Regions from separate parts of the Mus musculus genome. Here region 2 is linked to region 1. A link is a loop called in an ENCODE intact Hi-C map of the cell type or tissue named here. Cell type or tissue: left cerebral cortex. All regions are shown on one strand. Each heading gives the region's core, and the rest is flanking DNA. Links, peaks and the distances in the headings are about the cores only. Region 1 has its middle 18 kb from the start of Sla2. Region 2 overlaps Tldc2 (TBC/LysM associated domain containing 2).

Region 1 (12,278 bases), core at 1,703-9,702:
ACACACACCCATGCACACACACACACACCCATGCACACACACACACACACACCCATGCACACACACGCATGCACACACACACGCACACACATGAATAAACAAGAAATGGATAACATGATAGAGAGCAGTACATAAGATGGCTATCAGGCTGAAATGACTAGCCGTGGAGAGAAACTTGAGCAGCAGAATTTGAGGCAAAAGGGGAAGAAATGATACTTTGAGACAGGTAGAGATTGCCGTAAGGGGCAGAAGACAAATATCTCTAAATTCTTCACCTACAACCCATTAAAGCTTCCAACAGCTTTGTCACTGAGCACCAGATTCTGACCCAGGCCAGGGCATTTGCAGCCCTGGAAGCCCTGTGCTGGACCAAGCTACAAAATCGCTGGGGGTCTGAGAAGCCACACAAACATCAAAGACCAGGGAGAAGTGCCACAAAAGGACAACCAAAGCAACTGCTCCCCAGCTCACTGGCCCTTAGTCGGCTCAGGCTTAGACAGCACTGATTTTGGAAGTGGCACAGCTAGGCAGTGCATCCTTGCTCCCACTAACTCTGCTGTAGGAGACGCCTCTGATATGTGGGTTATGATAACAGTTGCCTAGGCAACAGCAGAAGTTTGAAGGCTGCTTTTGTGGGAAACACTGACCCTTCATCTGAGCCTCTAACTATCTGATGGGCTTGGAATTGGGTCCGTCTTCTTTGCTCTTCTAATATTTGGACTGGATCCCCCTCAGCTCTGCATGTCAACATGTTGGTCATCGGGGAAATGCTTTGCAGAAATGTTACTCTGAAGACTATTTGCTTCTTCTGCTCTGGACATGATCTCCTTCAGCATCTATCACAGCTCAAGCCCTTTAACCCTACACAAGGCCCAAGCTAACTAGAAGGCCTGGATGCTTGTGTGAGACAACCATATCAACAACAGCAGTTCCTGAGGGAAGACATTGGCTGAAAACATTAAGAATAGGAGGTTTGCCGGGCGTGGTGGCACACGCCTTTAATCCCAGCACTTGGGAGGCAGAGGCAGGCGGATTTCTGAGTTTGAGGCCAGCCTGGTCTACAAAGTGAGTTCCAGGACAGGAAAACCTGTCTCGAAAAACCAGGAAAAAAAAATAGGAGGTTCTCAGAATGGCTAAGATCAAAAACTCAGGTGACAGCAGATGCTGGCAAGCAGATGCTGGTAGGATTGCAAGCTGGTACAACCACTCTGGAAATCAGTTTGGCAGTTCCTCAGAAAATTGGACATAGAACTACCGGAGAACCCAACTATACCACTCCTGGGCATATACCCAGAAGATGCTCCAACATGTAATAAGGACACATGTTCCACTATGTTCATATCAGCCTTATTTATAATAACCAGGAGCTGGAAAGAACCCAGATGTCCTTCAACAGAGGAATGGATACAGAAAATGTGATACATTTACACAATGGAGTACTACTCAGCTATTAAAAATGATGAATTCATCAAATTCTTAGGCAAATGGATGGGACTAGAAAATATCATCCTGAATGAAGTAACTCAATCACAAAAGAACACACATAGTATGCACTCACTGATAAGAAGCTCGGAATAGCCGGGCAGTGGTGGCACACTCCTTTAATCCTAGCACTTGGGAGGCAGAGGCAGGCGGATTTCTGAGTTCAAGGCCAGCCTGGTCTACAGAGTGAGTTCCAGGATAGCCAGGGCTATACAGAGAAAACCTGCCTCGAAAAAACCAAAACCAAACCAAACCAAAACAGAAACAATAAAGAAAGAAAGAAAGAAAGAAAGAAAGAAAGAAAGAAAGGAAGGAAGGAAGGAAGGAAGGAAGAAAGAAAGAAAGAAAGAAAGAAAGAAAGAAAGAAAGAAAGAAAGAAAGAAAGAAAGAAAGAAGAAGCTCAGAATACCCAAGGTACAATTCACAGACCAAATGAAGCTCAAGAAGAAGGAAGACCAAAGTATGGATACTTCAGTCCTTCTTAAAAGGGGGAACAAAATACCCTTGAGAGGAGATACAGAGACAAAGTGTGGAGCAGAGACAGAAGGAAAGGCCATCCAGAGACTGCCTCATCTGGGGATCCATCCCATATACAGTTACCAAACCCAGACACTATTGTGGATGCCAACAAGAGCTTGCTGATAGGAGCCTGATATAGCTGTCTCCTGAGAGGCTCTGCCAGAGCCTGACAAATACAGAGGTGGATGCTCCCAGCCAACCATTGGACTGAGCACAAGGTCCCCAATGGAGGAGCTAGAGAAAGGACTGAAGGAGCTGAAGGAGTTTGCCACCCCTTAGGAGGAACATCAATATGAACCAACCAGAACCCCCAGAACTCCCTGGGATTAAACCACCAACCAAAGAGCTCGCACAAAGGGACCCATGGCTCCAGCTGCATATGTAGCAAAGGATGGCCTTGTTGGACATCAATGGGAAGAGAGGCCCTTGGTTCTGTGAAGGGGGATAGGAGGTTTTCGGAGGGGAAACCATAAAAGGGGATAACATTTGAAATGTAAATAAAGAAAATATCTAAAAAAAAAAAAAAAGACCCAAAGACTAGGAGGTTCATAATTAAGAAAGACATCTTTAGAAATGGTGCCTATCACAAGCAGAAAACCCCCACAATTAGCTTACCCCAGAAGCCCAAGACTTGCTGCTGCCTTTGTTCAGTGAGTAGCAGCCTGACCCCCACTGAGGCCCCCACTGTCTCCTGTATGCTCAAGCCAGGGTCAGCCATCTGCAGCGGAGGCTAGTAAAGCCTTGTCTGTCATGGTCCTAATATATGGTTTTGGTCCCCTTTCTCCTGCTCCATGCTACCAGAGCCTACGGTGTGGCATTTATGGTATATGAAGGGCAAACAAGAACCTAGTCACTAATGCAAATCTTTAAGGTAAAAGTGAATTATATAGTATTTACCCTTCCTCTGCCAATACACATGGATTAAAAAAAAATAAACCTTACTCTTATATATATATCCTGTTAACATATATGTTTCCACTTTCACTTAGGCCTGGGAGACAGTGTAAGGACATGGACAGCAATCTCATTTATATATGTGTGTGTGTGTGTGTGTGTGTGTGTGTGTGTGTAATTTCCTACACCCCTGCTCATATGATCACTTTTTGTTATCTGAGGCAGGGTCTCATATAGCCAAGGTTGACTTTCAACTCAATAGGTAACCAAGAATGACCTTGAACTCCTTCATCCTTCTGCCTCCGCCTTGGGAGAGCTCCAACTACAGACGAGCATTGCCAGACTCGGCTAATGTAGTGCTGAGGTCGAGCCCATGGCTTCATGCAAGCTAGATAAAGATTCTCCCTTCTGAGCTGTAGCCCCAGCCCACGGTTAGGTTACTGTTTGTATCTTAAGTTTTTTTTAGTGTATGTGTAGGGACATGTGCCACCACATTCGTGTGGAAGTCAAAGGACAATGTTGTGGAGTAAGCTTTTTCCTTCTGTTTTTACAAAGGTCCCAGATTTGAACTCTGCTCATCAGGCTTCAGTGGCAAGCACCTTTAACTGCTGAGCCATCCGGCTTGTTCATCAACCTTTGTTTGGTTTTGCTGATGCGGTAGATAATCATGTGGGAGGGTGCCATTGATTCTAGTATGTGTGCATGTATGTCGTGTGTGTGTGTGTGTGTGTGTGTGTGTGTGTGCGTGTGTGTGTGTGTGTGTCTGTGTGTGTGTGTGTGTGTGTGTGTGTGTGTGTGTGTGCATTCATGTGTACGCTTCCCATGGTGCTTGTCAGAGGAAAGCTTTTTGGAGTCTCCTCTTTCTTTCACCATGTTGATCCCTGGGACCAAACCCAAGTCCCCAGGTTTGGCAGCAATCACTTTTATCCACTGAACCGTTATGACTGCCCAGCTGTGTTTTTCTTATTAGTGAGAATGAGTATCATTTATGCTTTTTTTTAAAGGTTTATTTATTATTTGTAAGTACACTATAGCTGTCTTCAGACACTTTTTCTTCTGGCTCAGGCCCTGCTTGCTCACTGTAGCTGTCTTCAGACACCCCAGAAGAGGGCATCAGATCTCATTACAGATGGCTGTGAGCCACCATGTGGTTGCTGGGATTTGAACTCAGGACCTCTGGAAGAGCAGTCGGTGCTCTTAACCACTGAGCCATCTCTCCAGCCCCATTTATGCTTTTTATATATAAGATCAGGTGGGTCTAGGCTGACATGGAACCTACTATGTAGCTGAGGCTGCTCTCAAACTCCTGATACTCCTGCCTCCTCCTCCCAAGATTATAGGCCTGCAGGAACAGCCTGGCTATAATTCATGTTTAAAACCAATTATCTAAGTCTAGGTAAACTTAACCAAGGACATACTTGTTTGCCAAATCTTGTTGGCCACTTAAATTGGCCAAAAAGTGCTTTAAAAATATTGGTTTAATTAATTTATTATGTGACGGGGGTTTGCATGTGTGTTAGTGGCCCATACACCTGAGGTGCACAAGGAAGCTGGAAAGGTGCATTAGAGCCCCTGGAACTGGGGGCATAGCTGTGAGCTGCCACGTGGGTGCTGGGAGCTGAGCCTGGGCAGCAAGTTATGTTGTCTTCCCTACTTAAGTGGGATGTGACTGACTCTGGGCGTCCTCCTGGCTCTGAGAAGAGGAAGCACAGGAGCTTCACTGATGACTTCAAAGAAGATCTTCATTCAGGAGGGGAAACTGTAATCTAAATGCCCCCCGCTGAGCAGTGAAGAGAGGGATCCAGCACTCTTAGGCACACTCCCTATCTGTCCACTAGGTGAGGCAGTCTCTCCTAGCTTGATTTCTACCCCAGTTCTGCCAGCTTTTCAGTCTAAGGTATCTGCAGCTCTCTCTCTCTCTCTCTCTCTCTCTCTCTCTCTCTCTCTCTCTCTCTCTCTCTCTCTCCTTTATTATTATTTTTAAGCTTATCTGCTTCAGATCTATGTACTAATCTAGTGATTGATGACCACTCCAATGGTAGTGTCCCAGATCCATCCAGAATGGAGCATGAATAAGAAAAAGTCTGGATGGGACCCTAGGACTCACTCATTCCTGGAGGAAATGCCACGCTGGGAATGAAACCTGCTAGGCACCAGGAGAAGGCTACCCCCAGTCCCAGTGACAGGCACATGGGTGAGTCCACATTTGCACACATGATGGGTTCTCTTGCTTCTCTCCAGGTCCTGATGCCTCTGTGGCACCATGGACACGGTCTGAGGATTTCTCTTTCCCCTGTTTTGATCAAAACTAAAAGACAAACTAATTTCTCCATATGAGGACCCATATGCCACACACACACAAAGTTGTTTTTTTTGGATGTGGGCAAATGTTCAGGTCCAGAGCCAAACATTTTGGCCAGGAGCCCCGGTGACAAGTAGGTGATGGAGCCCCGGTGACAAGTAGGTGACGTCTTCAGCTGGAAACCAACCTGTGGGAAGGAGGCTTAGTTAGAAAGACAGAAGGAAGACCCTAATGTTGACCTCTAGCCTTCACACATATGTGCACACATGTACATAGGTACCACATGCATGCAAACACATACATTCATAACACACACACATGCATACATGAACAGAGAGAGAGAGAGAGGGAGGATATGGTCTAGGGTTTGGAGTTTGGAGTTGAGCTGGGCTTCAAATGTCAACTCCAGGGAGAAAGAGGGGTAGAAATTATATGAATACATGTGTGCTCATGTATGAAAGTCTCAAAGAACTAAAGCTAAAATGAAAAAAAAAACAATTTTCAACTCAATTTACAATATGGATAACATTAAATTTGGTCCTCGGTTTCCCTACTGTATTGGGCTATCAAACCTGGGAAAAATAACTAAGTTTGGATATCTGAAGCAATAGTTTTTGTTTGTTTTGTTCTTTTGAGACAAAAGGTCTCAAAGACAGGGTCTCTATGTAGCCCTGGCTATCCTGGAACTCAATTTGTAGGCCAGGCTCTGCATCCTGGAACTCACAGATATCCACCTGCCTCTGCTTTCCAAGTGCTAGGATTAAAGTTGTATGCCACCACACCCAGTAATTCTTTTAATTTTATTGAAAGTTCTTATTTGGGGGGCTGGAGAGATGGCTCAGCAGTTAAGACCACTGGCTGCTTTTCCACAGGACCCTGGTTTGATTCCTAGCATCCACATGGCAGCTTACAACTGTCTGTAACTCCAGATGCAGGTGGTCTGGCATGCTTACACAGACACACATGCGGGCAAACTGTCAATGCACGTAAAAGTAAATACATCTTTAAAGACATAAGAAAATTCTTCTTTCCTATGTGAATGTTTCTGCCCACATGTCTGTCTATGCACCAGATGCCTGCAGTGCAAGCAGAAGCCAGAAGGGGGTGAAAATCCTCTAGGAATGGAGATTACAAACAGGATATGGGACTAGGCATTGAACTGGGACCTCGGGAAGGAACAGTCAGTGCTCTTAACTGTTAAACCATCACTCCAGCAGCGGAAAGCAGCTTTCAAACTACTTAGCACGCACATCATCAGTAGGTGGTGACAGCCTGCTCCATCCGACCTTCCATTCTCCTTTAGGCATATTTAGAATTAAGGATGCAGACTGTGGAGAGCTTTTGGTACCACTTATAGAAATTTGGCAAGTACTTGTCACTGGGCTCAAGGAAGTAGGCTCAGACAAGCATATTCACATTTGGGCTACTGCAAGGCTCAAGGGGAACACAGCCAAGGAAGGTGTGACTTCCCTTTTGTCTTGGTAATCCTGATAAGCCCCCAGACCCAGAGACTTGGGGACTTTGTTTATTGCTTTGTTTGATTGCTACCAGGTGTGATCTCTTTGTTCCTTGCCTTGTTTAATCACATTGTCTGGGATCTAAGAACTGACCCTGTTCTTTGCTAGAACCTGGAGTGGTATAAATGCTGGCTGGGAAAAATGGAAGGAGCTTCAGCCTCAGAACTGGCTGGAGTTGGGTTGTAATGTTTGACTAATGTCTTTTTCTTTTCAATCCTCACTCCTGCCCTTGAGACCCTGTGGACTGACTGAGCTGGCTTGGCCAGCAGACTAACTGAGCAGCCTCCGCGCCTCCCTGTAACTGCCCCTCACAGCTCAGTGTCTACATCACTCACTTTCCCTTAGAAATCAGGACTGGAGGCAAATCCCCCACCAACAGCTGTCCATCCCAGGACAGCAGCCGTCCTGCTGGACACCAGTGTCCCTCAGCCCCTGGCTGGATGAGGTCATCTCTAAGCTCCTTTCCCAATAGCAGCACCTCACTGCTCTTGGCTTGTCTCCTCTGAAATGTTGATTCCTGTGAAGCCCTTCCTGAACCTCCTGGTGGCTCTAAAGCTGTCTGCTGAGGCACTGGTGTTGTCAAACATACCCAGATGGCATTCTGCTCACGGGGGACAGGTGGGGAGTGGCTGTTTTCTGTCTCTCTCTGAGTGCCAAGATCAGTGAGGCTGAGAGAAGCCCCTCCCAGAGGACTGGCCTTTGCAGGCCCACGTGCCCTTCTGACTGCAAGGACCATGTTCTTTCTCTGCAGGATCCGTGCATTGCAATGAGCCTCTTTCTTTCCTGAAGCACAGGAAGGCTTTTTGTACAAGAACAGGAGCTTACCTGGCCAAAGTGATGAGCCAGAATTATGTCCACAATGTTGGTGGTAAAACCTGAGAGCTGCCGGGCATGGTGGTGCATGCCTTTAATCCCAGCACTTGGGAGGCAGAGGCAGGCAGATTTCTGAGTTTGAGGCCAGCCTGGTCTACAAAGTGAGTTCCAGGACAGCCAGGGCTATACAGAGAAACCCTGTCTCAAAAAACCAAAACAAACAAACAAACAAACAAAAAACAAAAAACAAACAAACAAACAAAAAAACCCCGAGAGCTAAAAGAAAAAACGGTGTAAATAGAGTTAACATGTGAGAGCATTTCACAGGCTGTCCACTAAAGGAAGGTGTACTATACACATAGTATCTTTGAAAAACATAAAAACACAAATCAGTATCATTTCAAAGAAATGTTTATACACACACACACACACACACACACACACATAAATGGAAATACTGAGTATTCCTTCCATGGTATGAGCTGATTTTGTTTTGAAACAGGGCTGGAAGGAATAGTGGCCACACTCCTTTGAAATGTGCAGTCTGAGACTGTGGCCTCTGCTGCCTCCTCCCTGTCCCTAGCTCTGCATTTACACTGGGTTGATGGTGGGTAGAGATCAACTTACCACCCTGCCCAAGACATCCAAGACACAAAAAATAAGGTTCCTTCCAGTTTTAGCCATCTTTATTTCAGGGAGTGGGAGGAAAAGCTATATTTACAGAATGTTCTCACATTTTGAACATTTCTCTCCCAATTCTTCCCATTTCAAAACGATGCATCTCATAGTCTAATAAACACGGCAATCTGTGTAAATCTGGAGACAGTCTATTTTCAGAAACAAATTTCAGCTCAACTCATCTTGCCAGTTCCCCGTTAGGCTTCTGCCTGGGTTCTGGATGGAATTCCCTCTGAGGACTTGGATGAGGTGGAGCTGAGGATGCAGAGAAGGAGGTGTGGGAGAGCCTTGGCCATGGGTGACAGGTTAGGGAAGAAAGATGCCTGAGGTCACCCATGGGCTGTCAGGAGCCTCAGGCTGCAGCAAGAGAGGAGCATGAGTAATGACCCAGCTCACTTCACGGGCTGCCCGATCCATAATGCTCAGAGACCCACCGTGCTCTATGAATGTCACCAGGCTGCTCCCTGTCTAAGCGTGGGGGTCAGGACATCCACATACTAGACAGACATTTACATAAGTCAGGCTGGGGGAGGATTCCACAGCCACTGGCAACAGCGTTGTTAGTACTCTCCATCCAAAGCCAGGGGAGGCAATATTCCCCAAAGGGAAACCCATGTGGGGACAGACAGACAGACAGACAGACTGTTCAGAATCTGGTCTGATGGTAGGCAGAAAATATGTGCAAGATTTCATTTGCCTGGAATTGGAAAAGTAGACTAGGCTAGCTGAAAGGAAATAAAACTGTGATTCATGTAATGTATGTCAAATAGCCCAAGGAGTTGTTTGTGAGCTTTGAAACCTGGGGCTGAGAACATAGCAGAACAGACCAGGACATGCCCGGGCAGGCCCATCGCCTCCCTATCTCCCACCCCTCTGACCTAAGTTAAATGTTACAGGCTGCTGATGTTTAAATGGACCAATCATGTGAAACCGCGCCAATTCCTCCCCCAGCCCCACTCCTTTTCTATAAAAACCCCTAGGTTCCAAGCCTCGTGGTCGAATCCACTGTCTCCTGTGTGAGATACGTTTCGACCCGGAGCTCCGCCATTAAAATACCTCGTGTTGTTACATCAAGGTGTTGTGTTCTATTCGTGATTCTTGTGTGCACGCCGAATCGGGAGCTGAGTGGGGGTTTTCCCAATAGGTTCTTTCATAGCCTGTCTCTGCCTCCAGAGCACTGGCATTAAACGCAGATGCCAGCACGCCTAGCTCTGGATAGTTTTTTTTCATTTCTTTTTTTTTTTTTTTTTCCTTGATTTTTCAAGACAAGGTTTCTCTGTGTAGCCTTGGCTGTCCTAGAATTCACTCTGTAGATTAGGCTGGCCTGGAACTCACAGAGATCTGCCAGCCTCTGTCAACTGAGTGCTGAGATTGATGCCACCACCAGGTGGCAAATACATATTTTTTATCATATGTTTTGCCATTGTTTAAAATTTTTGTTACACTATTATTGGTACTTTATATTTTCCCTCCATCCATTAGATTGACAACCAATGCTCTGATGACTATATTGGGTCTTGGACCTTGTAGCTTAGCTTAGGTACATGACAAATCTCCATAGGATTAACACATGCCACTTCTCTGAGCTGTCCTGAGAACAAGAAGTTAAATATATATAAACCGTGTCAGAACAGTGTCTGGTACTCAGTAAACACTATCTTGGTATCAAATTTCCTACTAATAAAATTATTGGTGTCACTTAGGTAAATGCACCTGCTGCCAACATAGTGGGCAGCATAATCAAATCCGGAGGGTAGTTTTCTGATAGCTATAGGCCTGATATGGCATGGGTGCATATACCCACAGCACAATTCATTCATTCATTCATTCGTTCATTCGTTCTCTGTTTACTTCTGGCTATCCTGATTGGTAGCACATATTGCAACAGTTAATTTCCTTTGCCAGCCTGACATCTGTACTAAGGGATGCCTAGGAAGGCCAGCATGGTGGAGATCCCTGTGATCCTACTGCAGGCAGACGTAGGAGGACTGTTGCAATTTCAAGGCCACACTGCTTTGCAGAACAGTTCCAGGCAATGAGACCACGGTTCAAAACAAAATAGTGAGCACAAATACTTAGGGTCAGAGAAACAAGAGATGGCTCAAGCAAGGGCCCTTGCCGCCAAGCCTGAGTCCTGCGTTCAATCCCTGGAACCCATGTGGTGGAAGGAGAAAGGTAAGTTGTGTAAATTGTTTTATGACCTCTACAGGTGCATCATGACACACATGTACTCTCTCTCTCTCTCTCACCCCACAACAATAATAATACATTCATTTGCATAGCATTTGTGTCAGCAGCTGGCTCAGCAGGTCAAAGATTTAGCTGCTTAAGACCGATGACCTGAGTTAATCCCCAGGACCAGGGAACTTCAGTAAAAAGACACACGTCCTGGAGTAAGTAAGCCGCACAGCAGCAGAAACAGAGGTGGAAGGCAAAACTGACTCCCCAAAGTTGTCATCTGACCTACACACACACAGACATAGACACACACAGACAGACAGACACACACAGACACACATAGATACACACAGACACATACACAGACACACACACAGACACAGATAGACACATCACACAAACACACACACACACACACACACACACACACCAGTTTTTTTTGGGGGGGGGGGGTTGTTTGTTTGTTTTTTTGAGACAGGGTTTCTCTGTATAGCCCTGGCTGTCCTGGAACTCACTCTGTAGACCAGGCTGGCCTCGAACTCAGAAATCCACCTGCCTCTGCCTCCTGAGTGCTGGGATTAAAGGCATGCTCCACCACGCCCGGCTCACATACCAGTTTTTTAAGGGTGAGGGCATTGTAGATCTGCAGTGCCAGAATTTGGCAGCTGAATGCAGGAGACTCAGAGGTTGAAGGGCATCCTCTGCTTCAACAGGAAGTGCAGGCCAGCCTGAATGCCTTCTCTTAAAACAAAACAAAGCAACCAGGAACTGGGTATGAAGACTCACAGAACCCAGCACTTGGGAGGCTGAGGCAGGAAGAGTGCCACAAGGTTGATGTTAGTCTAGGCTACAGAGTAGGATCCTGTCTAAAACCACTAAAACCAACTAGCCAACCAAACAAACAAACAACGACCCTTTCGAATAAAAATAAAAATATGACATTATAAACAGGAGAGAGAGGTGCCTAGGTAGTCACTAAGAAACATCTTAGTGGGTCTTAGTGTGTGTCTCTGATGGGCTTTCCCAAACAGGATCTGAAAGGCTCTGATCTGGAGAATGGATTAGCTCCCTAGACTCATAATGCCCTGGAATTATTGGAAGGCAATACAATGTAGAGAGAGAAACTGGGCCGCAGAGTTAGGGAGGGTGTGTGTGGGGTGTACCTAGGGCTGTGTCTTGTCCTTTCTGTACTGCCTTTCCAGTGTGTGCAGATATCAATGGCCTCCCCATCTCTGCTACAACCAACTCAAATGTCTACATTGTGAGTTGATATAATCGTGCCTCCTATTGTTCTCTTGGATAATTTGGTCCCAAGTACACAAATATAAGTAAGTCATGCATCTCACAAAGGACTTTTATGCAGAACATTTTCAAAAAATAAATGCATGGTGATGGGTAAAAGACATTTACCACATGCCTTTTATTTATCCATATACAACATATACATACATGAGAGGCTGGGGGCTGGAAAGATGGCTCAACAATTAAGAGGCTATTCTTCAGAGGAACTAGGTTCAGGTCCCCGCACCCACAGAGTGGCTCAAGCCTGTCTGGTACCTCCAGTTCCAGGGGATGTAACCCATGCCACTCCACTTTTGGCCTCCATGGGAACTACATACACAGGATGCACAAACATTCACATAGGCAATACACCTATATAAAAAAAATTTTTTTTAATTAAAAAGACAATGTGATGGGTTGTATATGCTTGACCTGTAAGACTCTGGGGAGCCTTAGCTTACTGGGGACCCCCTGAGTGAACCATGTGGAGCCAGGATCGATGCAAAAAGCAAGAGGAATTTATTGTTCCAGTGCCCTGGGGTTGACCCAGAGCCGAAGGAGAGGTAACAACCCCCAGCACCAGTTCAGCGAGTTTTTATATGGTTTCCAGGGGC
Region 2 (12,278 bases), core at 2,456-10,455, 190 kb after region 1:
TTTTGAGGTCCGGATATGGTGACAGCTGGTGCCCCTGTGTCCTTCAATCTGCCAAGCGTCTTTGTATCTTTACAGCCCACAGAGATGGAGGACACACTGTCTGGGGAGGAGGGTGAGGAGGAGGAAGAGGAGGAGCCAGCCCCAGCCCCAGCCCCCCAGGACCCTGTGGAGCCTCAGCTTACAGAAGCTAGCCAAGTCCTAGGTGCCTCGGAGATTAAGCAGGTTTGGACACATTCTATGTACTAGGACTTGAGTCCTCAAGTCCTCTTCCCTATATCAGCCACACCTGGGGCACTGAAGTCACAGCCACAATGTCCCTAGCTAAATGTCATTTTGAATCAACCATGCGTTCTCCCTGGGCTTCCCTGTCCTCTCCAGTCACACTAGCACCATCCTTCTCACTGGGTAGAACTGGGGAAAATGGCCCGGGTGACATGGATCCTAGAGACTAAAGCCAGAGCCTGGGTGGAACAGACACTTAGGGGAGTACCAGGAGGGGGGACTCTGTCTCTTATCTACCCTCTAAAGACCAAGTGACCAAGCTGAGTTCTCAGAGATCTGCCCTGGGTTGGCATCCAGGCTCTGACATCTATTCACCATCTCCCTGGACCTCAATTTTCACATCTATAAAATGGGAATCAAATTATAGCTAATGGGCATGAAGTCTCTGGCAGAGTGAAGGCTGAGTGGTGGGAGGGGAATAGATGGAGGCAATCCCTTCACTCAGCTCCAGCTCCATCTCCAGCTCAGCCTCCATCTGCCCCCAAGAGTCACTGGCCACCCCTGGAGTCTGGTCTTCTGCACATCAAGGGATGGCTTCAGTCTGCGGAGACTATACCGACAGATGGAGGGTCACAGTGGGCCAGTACTGCTGCTGCTGAGAGATCAGGATGGACAGGTGAGCTGGGCTGGGGCACGGGGGCTCCCAGACAGTCCAGGGAAGGGTAAAAAGCAAGAAAGCAGAGGACAGATTACATCACCTGTAAGCTATATGGACAGTGGCACTGAGACCGGTCACACTTGGAGCCAGGCCACCATTTGCTCACTTGCATGTCTGAAGTCACTCCTGTGTGCCAGGTTAAGACATGGAGCAGAGCAGGATCAAGCCAGAAATGGTCCAGCACTCTTAGGGTTAACAGTCTAACTTCGTGTCTGTGTGTGTGCGCGTGTGCGTGTGCGTGTGCGTGTGTGTGTGTGTGCCGGGGGCGGGGGGGGGCATTGAGCAATTAACCACCAACACCATGCATTGCACACACTCTTATATTTGCAAGCACAAGACCATGGATGGGTTGTTTTGATTTATTTTGAGGCAGGGTCTCATTCGTTAAGACACAAGCTGGCTCAGAACCCTAAATGTAGCCTATGCTGATCTTGAACTGCAAATCCTCCTGCCTGCCCCAGTCTCTCCAGTGGCTCTTACAGGAGGGTTTCAGATGGGAGATCTATATCTCAATGATGGATGCATATTTTGAAAATATCCTAAGCTGGTGGTGGTGGGGGAAATGAATTGTAGGAAATCAGAGAGAGCAAAGGCCTAAATGCCACAGAAGAACTTCAACGGCCGTGCCTGAAATCTATGTGGTCACTCAAACAATAGAATTTCTGGCGGATTCTCCATGCAGAAGGTGGGTGGGATTGCAAGCTGGTTTTAAATGTTCCTGTACAGAAGAAACAACAGAGTTGGAAGAGATCTCATGGGGCTCCAAATAGACAGGAGAGTCTGTCTGGAGAGGCTTCTTGCTTGAGAGCCCCTTCTGTGGCAGAGACTCCGTGCTATGAGAAGTTTCTCCTGGCAGTAAGCCTAAATCCTGCACCCCAGGACCCCCCATGCAGCTCTGTGATTATCCACACCCCAACGCCAATAGCCATCCCACAGAAGGAAGATGGCTCTATCAGTCACACAACTAGCAGGCAGGGGAGAAGCAAGGAGCAGAGCCACAGCTCCAACGTGACAGGATGTGAGGCACATTCTTGAGATAATCAGGGGCAATTGAATACACAGTGATACAAATCGATAATACCAGAGTTGTCGTTAGTTCTCTTGGCGTGATGCTAGCTAGCACTGGGCTTATATAAGAGTAAGGAGGTGGTGGATTAGGAGTGAAGGGTCATAGTATCATAGGCAAGTGGGCCTGAGAAATATAAAGAGAGAAAGCCAGTATGGGAAGTAGAGCAAACTTCCCGTGAGGTCCAAGGTGGAAGGAATTTGTACTTGTTTTGACCTTTAAATACTGCTACTGCTACTGCTACTGCTACTGCTACTGCTACTACCAATAATAGTAATTTTTGGCAGTTCAAAAGGGCCCTGCATGTGCTAGGAAAGCACTCTACCAACTGAGCTCTATCCCCAGCCCTGGGCTTTTCTGTACATTTGAAGTTGGTGGAGAAAGGTGAGAGGGAGCAGCGTATGTGTGGGCTGTCAGTGTGCAGAACAGCCTGTGCTCTGGCATTGAACAGGTACCAGAAGGAAGCATCCACAAAACCACGTATATCACCTTGGGGAGGGAGGGGGAGGGTTGATGATTTTTTTTTCCTGTAATTTCTAGCTCTTCTAGAAGCATTCCTTGTATGAAATAAGTACATCTGGAGCCAAGGCAATAGTTCAGTCAGTAAAGTGTTTGCCATGCAAGCATCAGGACCTGAGTTCAATTCCCAGCAGTCATGAAAAAAGCCAGGCGTGGCAGTGCATGTCTGTAACCCACAGGAGGCAGGCACCCTGGCCAAGTCCCATTGGTCATCTCCATTGTTAGTGAGTGCCTGTCTCAAAACAGCCTCTATTGCTGGCGGAAAGCAATTGAAGGAGATACTCCATATTGGCCTCTGACTTCCATATGCATGAGAACACACGTGTGTGTGTGCGTGTGCGTGTATGTGTGTGTACCTGTGTACACACATGAACACATTCATACAATACACACAGACACACAAAATACATTTAAGAAAAGGTAGGCCGGACATGTTACATGCCTGTAAAGGCTCTCGTGGAAGTAAGATCTGGGTTAGCCTGGGATACACAGCAGGACCCTGAAGAGACACAGACACTTAGACAGATAGAACAGAGGGTGGCAGGTGGGGTGGGGGAGTCATGGCAACTCAGGGAAGGCAGAAATGTACAACAGAGGGTGGCCCTATCTCCATCTCTGTGCCCAACTCCCCAGGAGTCCTGCAGGCTGAGCATGTACTTCGAAGTCTGGTGAAGGAGGTGGCTGGTGGACTCCGAGCTCCTTTCTTGCCATTTTCTCTGTTTTCCAGATGTTTGGCGCCTTCTCCTCCTCAGCTATCCGACTCAGCAAAGGCTTCTACGGTACTGGAGAGACATTCCTCTTCTCCTTCTCCCCACAGCTAAAGGTGAGGCTCAACCTTCTGTCATGGAGGAAGGCTATGACAGGTCACAGCTATGGGGAGTCCCCATGCTGAGCTGCCTCTTGTCCACTTCTCCACAGGGCAGTGGTAGGCATGGGAGAGCCCTCAGCTCACCATCAAGATCTCCAGAAACCATGAACTTATTAAGGGAGGAAGGCAGGTTACTCTGTATAGGACGGAAAGGGCAAGATGGGATCAAGTGTGGTAGACCTGAGGTGTGGGAGGGGAGGATGCTTACAATGGCATCTTGTAAAGTATGCACATGAAGGCTGGAGGAAGAGAAGGAGCTGCACAGTCCCTGCATGTGAGAAGGGGAGCCCAGAGAGCCCTTGGAGCCAGAAGAGGCTCTCTCTGATCTTTCTGATTCTTTCAGTGGGGTGCAGCTCTTCCTTGGCCAGGCTAGTACCAGAGCAGCCAGTGTTCTCAGACCAGCTCTTGGCAGGCCACAGTCACAGCGAATAATGGATGGGAAAGGGGTAGGCGGGAGTGGAAACACGGAGCGGGCTGCAGAGCTGTAGAGCTTAGGCCGGGCAGAGGGCCAGCAAAGCCAGAGGGATGGAGGGTGAACAAAGGTGGGGTTGGAGAGGAGCGGTCTCCCTGGGGTCAAATTCTTGGAGCAGTGGAAGCAGCTGAGCAATGCGTAGGACAACTGTAGGACAACGGGGAAGGAGCCAGGATGATGGAGGGCCATTCGAAATGAACTGGAGGGGCTCCCTTGCTCTCCTCGATAAGGACAAATGCTGGATGTGACCATGAAGACAGTGGCTGGAAACTGCAAGCGAGGAGGAAAGGCGAGGAGGTGGGTGGATAGAGCCTCAGAGTTCACTAGGGGGCTGGAAAGGAAGGGGTCCCCTTCAGGATAAGCAAAAGAGCTCAGTGGCAGGCACCAGTGACTCCTCAGAGGGCACAAGGGGCTGAAGAGCTGGAACTTATGAAGAAGGGAGACAGGGGGTCCCAGACATCTTCTAGCTATAGATTTTTCCACTGTTGGGTTGTTGGCTGACTGCAGCTGCTGGGTGCTGCCCGATCGACAGAGCGCACACAGCTTTTATGACAGTCACAGCAGCAACTCACAGGAACTTACCACCTCACAGACCAGCTCATTCAGCCGTTGCAAAAATCCCACAGGTGCACGCTGCTATCCTTGCCTCGTCTTACAGATGAGGGAACCGAGGCGCAAAGTGGTTGGGGATACGCCCAACTCAGTCAGTGGTGAAGGGAGAAGTGCAAACCAACCCCGGAGGCTCCACTCAGGCAGGGCGCTCCGGAGGCAGAGGACATGGGGGAGAAGGGTGCACACTTGGGAACCACAAATGTGGATGAATCAGCGTGTGAGGTAGAACGTGTAATTAATTGCTTAGTGTGCCCTTGACAACGAGTTGTTCACAGTCTGTGAAATGGATGGAGAGCTAGTTGTGGGTGCTTTTGTTTGTTATTAGATGTCTCCCCACCAGCACACAGACAGCAGTAAATACATCTGCCACACAGTCATCAAGTCTCCCACCAAGATGGTCAAAGGGGTGTGGACGGCCTTGCTAACAACAGAACATACCTGTTCTCTGCCTCTGTCAGCGGCAAGGAACTTTCCCTTCTTGGGTGAAAGGCAAAGGTGTCCCCAAGGCTGTAGGCTGGTCACCCTTCCTGCAGCTCATACTAAAAGCCCAAAGCTCTAGCATTTTCCTCTTGAACCAACATCGTCTTGTTGGAGCCTCCGGCTGCTTGCTATCATCAGAGCCGGGGATTTGGTTCTCTGATGACTGCCCTTGCTTCCCCTGTGGCTCTTCTCGTGATGTGCATATACCATGACTCTTCTCCAACCTCTTTCTAATATTGGTTATTTGTTTTTCCCTCACTTTGCCCCAGCAATGCCGGCCTAAACTGGAAGGCAAAAACCCAAGCCCACCCTGACCCAGGGCCTCCGCACGTTTTGTTCTGCTCAGCAGCCCTTCCACTGGATCCGTACACACCAGCCTCAGGACTATCCTGCTGTCCCCATCACAGTGACTGCCCTGGCTACCTTGTTTTAAGTGACCATTCCCTCTAAATCCTTATTGCCTCCAAGTGTCACTTCTCTTTCTAGCGTATGTAACATACCATTTCTTAGCCCTTTATCTGCCTTCCCTCTACATGTCTCCGAGGCAGTTGTTTTGTTCATTGTGTTTTACTGTTCTACCCAATGCCTAACTGGGCCTGGTGCATAAGTGCTAAAAAAAAATATTATTACATGAAATCCATTACTTCCAGGGGGTCACGGTCATCCCATACTTTGAAAAACTTGATTCTTGCCTGTGTCTTGGCCCGAGCTCTTTATGAGTTCCCAGTAATTGCACAAGTAACTGCTACTCCAAGTAACACGTGGAACTTTGTCTTAGTTTCTTCCGTAGCAATGTTTATCTTGCTCTTTCCAATCAGAAGGACACGTCCTTGAAGACAGCAGAGGAAGTGCAGAATTGATACAGAAGTCCCGTCTTCTTGTGCTGACTCCTTAGCTTTATCGCACCCCTTCGCACCCCTTCACAGTCTGGCCTTTACCTTTCTATTCTTCCGGGGTTGGGGAAGAGGAGTTGTTCCTTGTGATTGGGACATCGAATTACAGGAAGCAACATACTGGACTTTGGGGCCCTTTAAAAGCAACTTTATTGCCTATTTTGGTTCTTTAGTCTTCGTCCTTTTAATTCATGAGTGTGGCAAGGCACCCAGGGCGTTCTAGAACTACATTGTAGCGGGGCAGACAAGGCGAGCGAGCACTGCTCAAATGGAGCTGTCTCAGAGCTAGTAGATGCCTAGGGAAATCAATCAGGGGCTCTCTGCAATGGCACTCAGGCTGTAGGGTAAGAAATGACCCTTGGGGAGAAAAGCCTGGGTTGGGGAGGTCTGTGGACAGACGGGTCTGAACGTAGGGAGGCCCTAAGGCATGAGCACCTTCAGGTGTTGGTGAAAAGGAAGGCCAGTGTGGCTCAGGTGCAGTACCTAAGGGGAGGAGAGGGCACGGAGGAAAGCAAGGATGGGGGCAGGTGCACGCTGGCTGGAGGACTGAATTCTGTCTCCTTCACAGTGGAGGGGTGCCAGAAGGCTTTAGGTAGAAGACATATAGTGTGATTTAAAGTTGGTGGGCCACGCAGGTCACTATGGAGAGGGTTGTGGGAAGTATATGGCATGAGATCAGGAGGAGGCTGTGACCTAGATAGTGGGACGGAAATTCACAGGGGTTCACGGGGAGTCTTAGGTCAGATAGGGTGGTCTAAAGGCAGTTCCATTCCAGCTCTAGGCCTAGCTGCCTCCCTCTTTCTAGCTTTGAAAGCAGGAAGCTTTGGAGGTTTGATTGTTAGCATTTATTTGGCACTGCCAGGATGCAGGGGATCTGTGGCAGAGGGCATAAGGGGTGAAGACCAAGGAAATGGAAATATTAAGGCCTGGCAGCCCAGTCTTTCCTGGAACTCATTGGGTCCAGAAGCCTCCAGTCCCTACACAACACTGCCACCATGTGGCTTGGAGTCAGCCTGCAACGACAGCACTCAGAGGTGACCCCGCTTTTCCTTTTCCTCTTCACTCAGGTCTTTAAGTGGACAGGGCACAACTCTTTTTTTGTGAAAGGAGACCTGGACTCACTGATGATGGGCAGTGGAAGGTGCGTGTCTCTGTCCCCCACATCCTGGGGTGGCCCATGGCCCTTTCCCAAGGGTAGAATGGGCAAGGTGTGTTCCTCTCAGGCAGACTGCAATGCCCTTTGGCATCAGCACCACGTCTCATGCCTGGATGGCCACACTCAACCAGCCCATCCCCATCACACGCTTAGTGACATCTTAGTGTGACGTGACTGGGAACGAGGAGTCACAAGATGGGGAAGTCCCAGAGTTCCGAGTCCCATGGGACAAGGCTTGATAGAAGATGTGCATCTGGCTAAGAACACAGTCTGTGAGTTTGGGGGCAGGCGTGGGAGTTAGGAAAAAACAAAGGTTGTTCTCACCCTGGGGTGAGCCCTATGTGGAAGCACATTAAGTTATACCCTGAAGGTAAAAATAAAAGCATTCCTCTATCAGCTCAGCTCCACTGAGGGGCAGCAGGACACAGGGCACATCGGCCATCGCTGATTACCCATCCACTTCCTGCTTCCAGCCCAGGTTCTCTTTCAAATGTGATGAGAATGTTCTAAAACAGGGTTGAGGTGATAGCTGGACCACTGTGTAAGTTATTAAAACCAATGGCTTGTTTAAAAAAATGCCCTGTACGCTAGAGAGCACATGAGGAGGCCCCAAATCCTGATGAGCTGGAAGGGATGAGAACAGCCATGATGGAGGGACAGTGGTCGTGTGGTGATGGCAGCCAGTCACAGAGGCCTAGCACATGGCACAACCGTGCCGAGATTCCCCGTGTGTGCGTGCATGCACACGCATATGGAGAACTGAGGCTGACACTAGATGTCCTCCACAGTCCATCTCCACCATATCATTGAAGCGGCCTAGGCCCCGTGTGCTGCCCTCCCTGTGCTAGGGTTTTTATGTTATCTGGCTTTTTATGTTGGTGCTGGGGGCAGGTCCTCGTGCCCGAGTAACAGACATTGTACCTACAGAGCTGTCTCCAGAGCTCGTTCCCTCTCTCTTCAGTGGCCAGTTTGGGCTGTGGCTGGACGGAGACCTGTACCATGGCGGAAGCTACCCCTGTGCGACCTTCAACAATGAAGTGCTGGCCCGCAGGGAGCAGTTCTGCATCAAGGAGCTGGAGGCCTGGGTTCTGAGCTGACGCCTCCCGGGCCTCCTCACACAGGGCAGCCATTCTGCCCAACTCAGGATGGGGAAGAACCCTCATGTGGACTGTGGCTCTCAGCCAGCCTCCTTATGGCTTGAAAACCCAAGAACAGGGGCAGCCACTGCTCTTCAGCAGAGCTGATTATAAGGTGTGAAAGACATTGACTGAAGAAGCATACAATTTGTCTTTATGGGATTTGACAATCCCTAGAAGATCAAAAAACAAAACAAACAAAGCAAAAATCCTACCCCTCCCCCATAACATATTCATATTAAGTCAAGTCGGGTGTATGCACGGTGTGCACACACATGCACAGGCACGCACGCGCACACACACACACACACACACACACACACACACACACACTCGCACTCGCACTTCTCTTTTGTGTTTGAGAGATTACTTTTACTTTAAGAGCCTGGGTTCCACTTCTAAAACTAATAAAGAGAAGCATCATTCACTCTCTGTTGTCTCTTCTGGAGCCCAAATGGCACCGCTGAAGGCCAGCCACGGGTCAGGCGCTCACACATCTGTCACTTGATCTCACAGGACAGACATAGAGCTACGCTTGGACATTATGTAGATCTGGACGGAGGCTGAACCTCTGTAGACAGAACCCAGGGGGCTTGAGAGGAAAGAGCTTGTTTTCAGGCACGAGAGTCTTTGAGCTTACGCCCCCATACCCTTCCCGTGCATGGTCTGCCTTCTGCTGGAAAGGAGCCGGCTATAGCCTGCTTTTATTTTGGTGAGGAAAACCAAGTACCTGGGACCTTGTCCGTACTACTGTCCTGCAGACCCCACACAATGCTGTGACACCAAGAAGCATCTATGTGGGCCCTACAGAATATATTCCTTCGTACAGGAATCCAAACCGGGCATGCAGGGTATGAGAGTCTGCGATTAAGGAGCTTGCCTCTAGTTTCAGGATAGAAACGCTCATGAAAGCTTTATGGCAGCTGTCCCCTACCCAACTGATGTCACCGTCACTAAACCTGTGGTTCTATTTACAGCAAGCTGACAGTATTCAGTAACTCGAGAGACTAAGCTGTTAAAATCTCCATTTTTAATGCAGTCTCGTAAACGACACAGGTACTCACAAGGAAAACAGCATCAAAGGCAGAAAATGGGTCAGATTTGTTTCCCACATACCATGGTACAAAATTAGGACTACAAAACTCCACAATAAACCATAATGATTTAAAAAATATAGACTGGCAAAAATACAAAAATATTCGCAGAAAACTTTCCACTTCTTAACCTTGAGTCTGGGCACACAAAGGGGAGGGGGACCCCTAGCTGTCTCGTGGATCTACAGAGGCACCGTGGCTAGTGGGGGAGCTAGCACCTCCCGTGTGCATTTATGACCCCATAGTGGCAGACACACCAAATACTCTTCACCCATGAGTGGACAAGACAGAACGTGGCTACCCGGAGGAGAGAGGCAGCACAAGGCTGCTCGCCCGGGAGAGCATCATCACTAAGATGTCGCCTCCAGCTCCTGCCTCTGTCCCCACTGCCTGCATCTCTAGCATTTCTGTTGACCACTGTTGGCTCCAATTGGACTCAATTCCTGGTAAAGCTGTGCAAAGTGGGGGTGAGGGGGGCAGCAGGGAGAACCACAGCGGCTCGGCACTGGTAGGAACAGCAAGCTACAAAGAGAACCTGAGACTCACTGCGCAGTCTGCTAAGCTCACAAAGGCAGTCCAGAATGTTCTAAAACCCGTAAACACACTGCAGCAACAGTGGTGCCGGAGAGAGCAGCCAGAGGGTGGGGTCGGTGGTCAGCTGACCAGTTCAGCTCAGAAGAGATGGGCGAAGACCTGTCCCCAGGCTGGCAGCAGTGAGTCCCCTGGGGCTGGAGGGGTTGCAGGTGCTTTAAAACTCTGATTTTGTCTGGAGTCACGACAGACTCAGGAGTAGCCTGGTATGAGGTGTCCTCTGAACCTAGCCTCTCCTAAAGCAGGGGACAGGGGGAGTTGTACCAGGAAGACAGAGATGGAGCTGAGGTCATCGGTAGAGTACCCGCCTGACACACCTCAGCTCCTCTGAGGAAAGAACTGCTCCCGATGCCCCCCATGCCTGGCACTTAACAGGGATGGAAGTGGTGGGGTGTTGTGGGGGGAGCAGGGTGCCGGGCACCTCTTCAGTGGGCTGGGATTTTGGTTTTTTTTTTAACTACACGGCGCATCACAATTTCCATTCTAGTTTGTACCCTTGTCTCAATTCCTGATTTAAAAACAAAAGGCAATCCTTTGTCCCAAGAGTTCAGGATAGATGGGAGAGTTATCCTGGGAAATAGGTTGCTAAAGGAGAAAGGTTTCAGTCAGTGCTAAAAATACACCAGATAATGCTTCTTACAGCATCTGTCTCAGTCAAGAGACACCACGGCCAAGGCAACTCTTATAAAGGAAAGCGGTTAACTGGGGGTGTGCTTACAGCTTCAGAGGGTTAATCCACCATCATGGCGAGGAACAGGCGCTGTGTGGTAGCTGATGGACAGGAGGGAGGGAGGGAGGGAGGGAGGGAGGGAGGGAGGGAGAGAGAGAGAGAGAGAGAGAGAGAGAGAGAGAGAGTACAAGAGCATGCACATCTTCTGTGACACACTTCCTATAGCAAGGCCACACTGTCTCGATCCTTGTAATCCTTTCAAACAGTTCCACTCCCTGGTGACCAGGCATTGAATTATATGACCTTATGGGACCATTCTTAGTCAAACCACCACAGGCTAGATAGGAAAAATTTGTTAATGTTACCATTTTTCATTTTGAATGAAAACGAGACCCCCCCACCCCAGCACGAGAATACATTCCAGATACTAAATAAAGGTCATTGGTGGGCCCGGATTATATTTCCTAACTTAATTGTGAAGAGGGAAAGAGGTTTTTGAAAAGAACTAACCGCAGATATTCACTTAAAATTTTAGACATGTTTTTACTTTGGATACTTCTTGGAGGCAAGATGAAGTCTTATTATTCCATTTCAGAGGTGTTATGAGTGGAGCTATAATGTCACCATCCTATTAGAGAGAGAGAGAGAGAAAAGAGAGTCAGGACACAAAGAAAAGCCAGTTTCCATCATTGTATCTGGGCTGTGTCTCAGACACACACACCTCTGTCCTGAACATAGATTGCTTCTACATACACTTCCTCTTGAGAAATTCAAAGCTGTACATGTCCTGTGACTATAAACTAGAAAACACCATAGTCCTAAGCAGACAGAGGTCTCATGGGAAACTGGCTGAGTCACAGGACACAGCTGCCCAGAGCTGCCTGAGTTCACACCCTGCATGGGGCTCACGGGGAGACAGAAGCTATACTGCAGGCTTGCTTCTCTTTTCTCTAGTCTCCTCGAAAACAAATGAGCCAGGTCTGCAAATGGGGGAGGACACAGAGGAGGACAGGGACAAATGACACCCAGAACCCTGGGACCTTTTTCTTTAAATAAACCTCTTAACTTTGGCCCCATTAACACAGCTCCAGCCACATGCACCCTTCCACCCAAGGGTCACACAATGACCCGAGAGGAGGAAGCATGAGCACCAAGGCCCCTGGCCGTGCACGCCTCCTGGAACAAGGCCGGGCTGCCTCTGACCATTCGTCTCAGGTACTCAGCACCTCTTAACCCGCCACTCAAACCCGCCACTCTCGTCTCCTTTCTAGCCCTTGGGTGGAGTCATAGTCTGGAGATGAAGAGGGCAGTGCAGCCTGAGTAGTTTCCCTCCCATCTCCTCTGGCATGGGCTTCAGGGCGTCACCACTCTATGGTTCCAGCTGCTGGAAGGGGCCTCAGCTCCTGGACGCCCACCTGCTCCCTCAGCCTGTCCTAAACTACAGTAAGATCACCCGGGCACTGAGTCACTGTTCCATTTGTTCCTTCGGTTACTTTGGTAACGTCCGGATGTTAAATGTCTTCTGCTGAGCACACCGGATCTGACTGGACAGAGCTCCTGGGAGCTGCTGCTCCTCTCAAAGGCAGCCGCGTTGTAAAGCGCTTACATCACACCTTCGGACTTCAGCTCCAGCAGGTGTTAAGAATGCGAACTGAAAGATTTCACTTGCTCCAGTTCAATGGCTTCAGGCTGCCCCTGGCACACGGATGGCAGGGGGCATCCACCACTCGATGCTGCTCCTGAAAGGGCTCATGGTCTCTGTTAGCTTTTCAGCTTTCCCC

What was found. Peaks named below come from ENCODE experiments on the same cell type or tissue, not always from the same donor. Only the 100,000 strongest peaks of a DNase experiment are listed, where the experiment ranks them.
Region 2: a loop joins it to region 1, with 4 times the contacts of the local background. A loop is called at or near these places in 13 of 42 quality-filtered maps.

The regions. Positions count from the first base shown.
Region 1 is chr2:156,898,857-156,911,134 of GRCm38, forward strand. No RefSeq gene overlaps it. Among named protein-coding and RNA genes, the nearest start is that of Sla2, 18 kb to the left of the region's middle. In left cerebral cortex, for the core only: CTCF peaks have their summits at 4,734, 6,298 (motif pointing right) and 9,595; DNase peaks (open chromatin) are centred at 4,697, 6,309, 7,292, 8,178 and 2 more places; H3K27ac peaks cover 609 bases.
Region 2 is chr2:157,088,379-157,100,656 of GRCm38, forward strand. Tldc2 (TBC/LysM associated domain containing 2) reads left to right here. Exons shown (of 6, transcript NM_001177439.2): 2 at 76-222; 3 at 746-898; 4 at 3,253-3,348; 5 at 6,918-6,991; 6 at 7,968-8,570. The coding sequence ends at 8,103. Samhd1 (SAM domain and HD domain, 1) reads right to left here. Exons shown (of 16, transcript NM_018851.4): 16 at 9,156-11,125. The coding sequence ends at 11,021. Among named protein-coding and RNA genes, the nearest start is that of Tldc2, 7.5 kb to the left of the region's middle. In left cerebral cortex, for the core only: a CTCF peak has its summit at 6,848 (motif pointing left); DNase peaks (open chromatin) are centred at 3,835 and 6,840.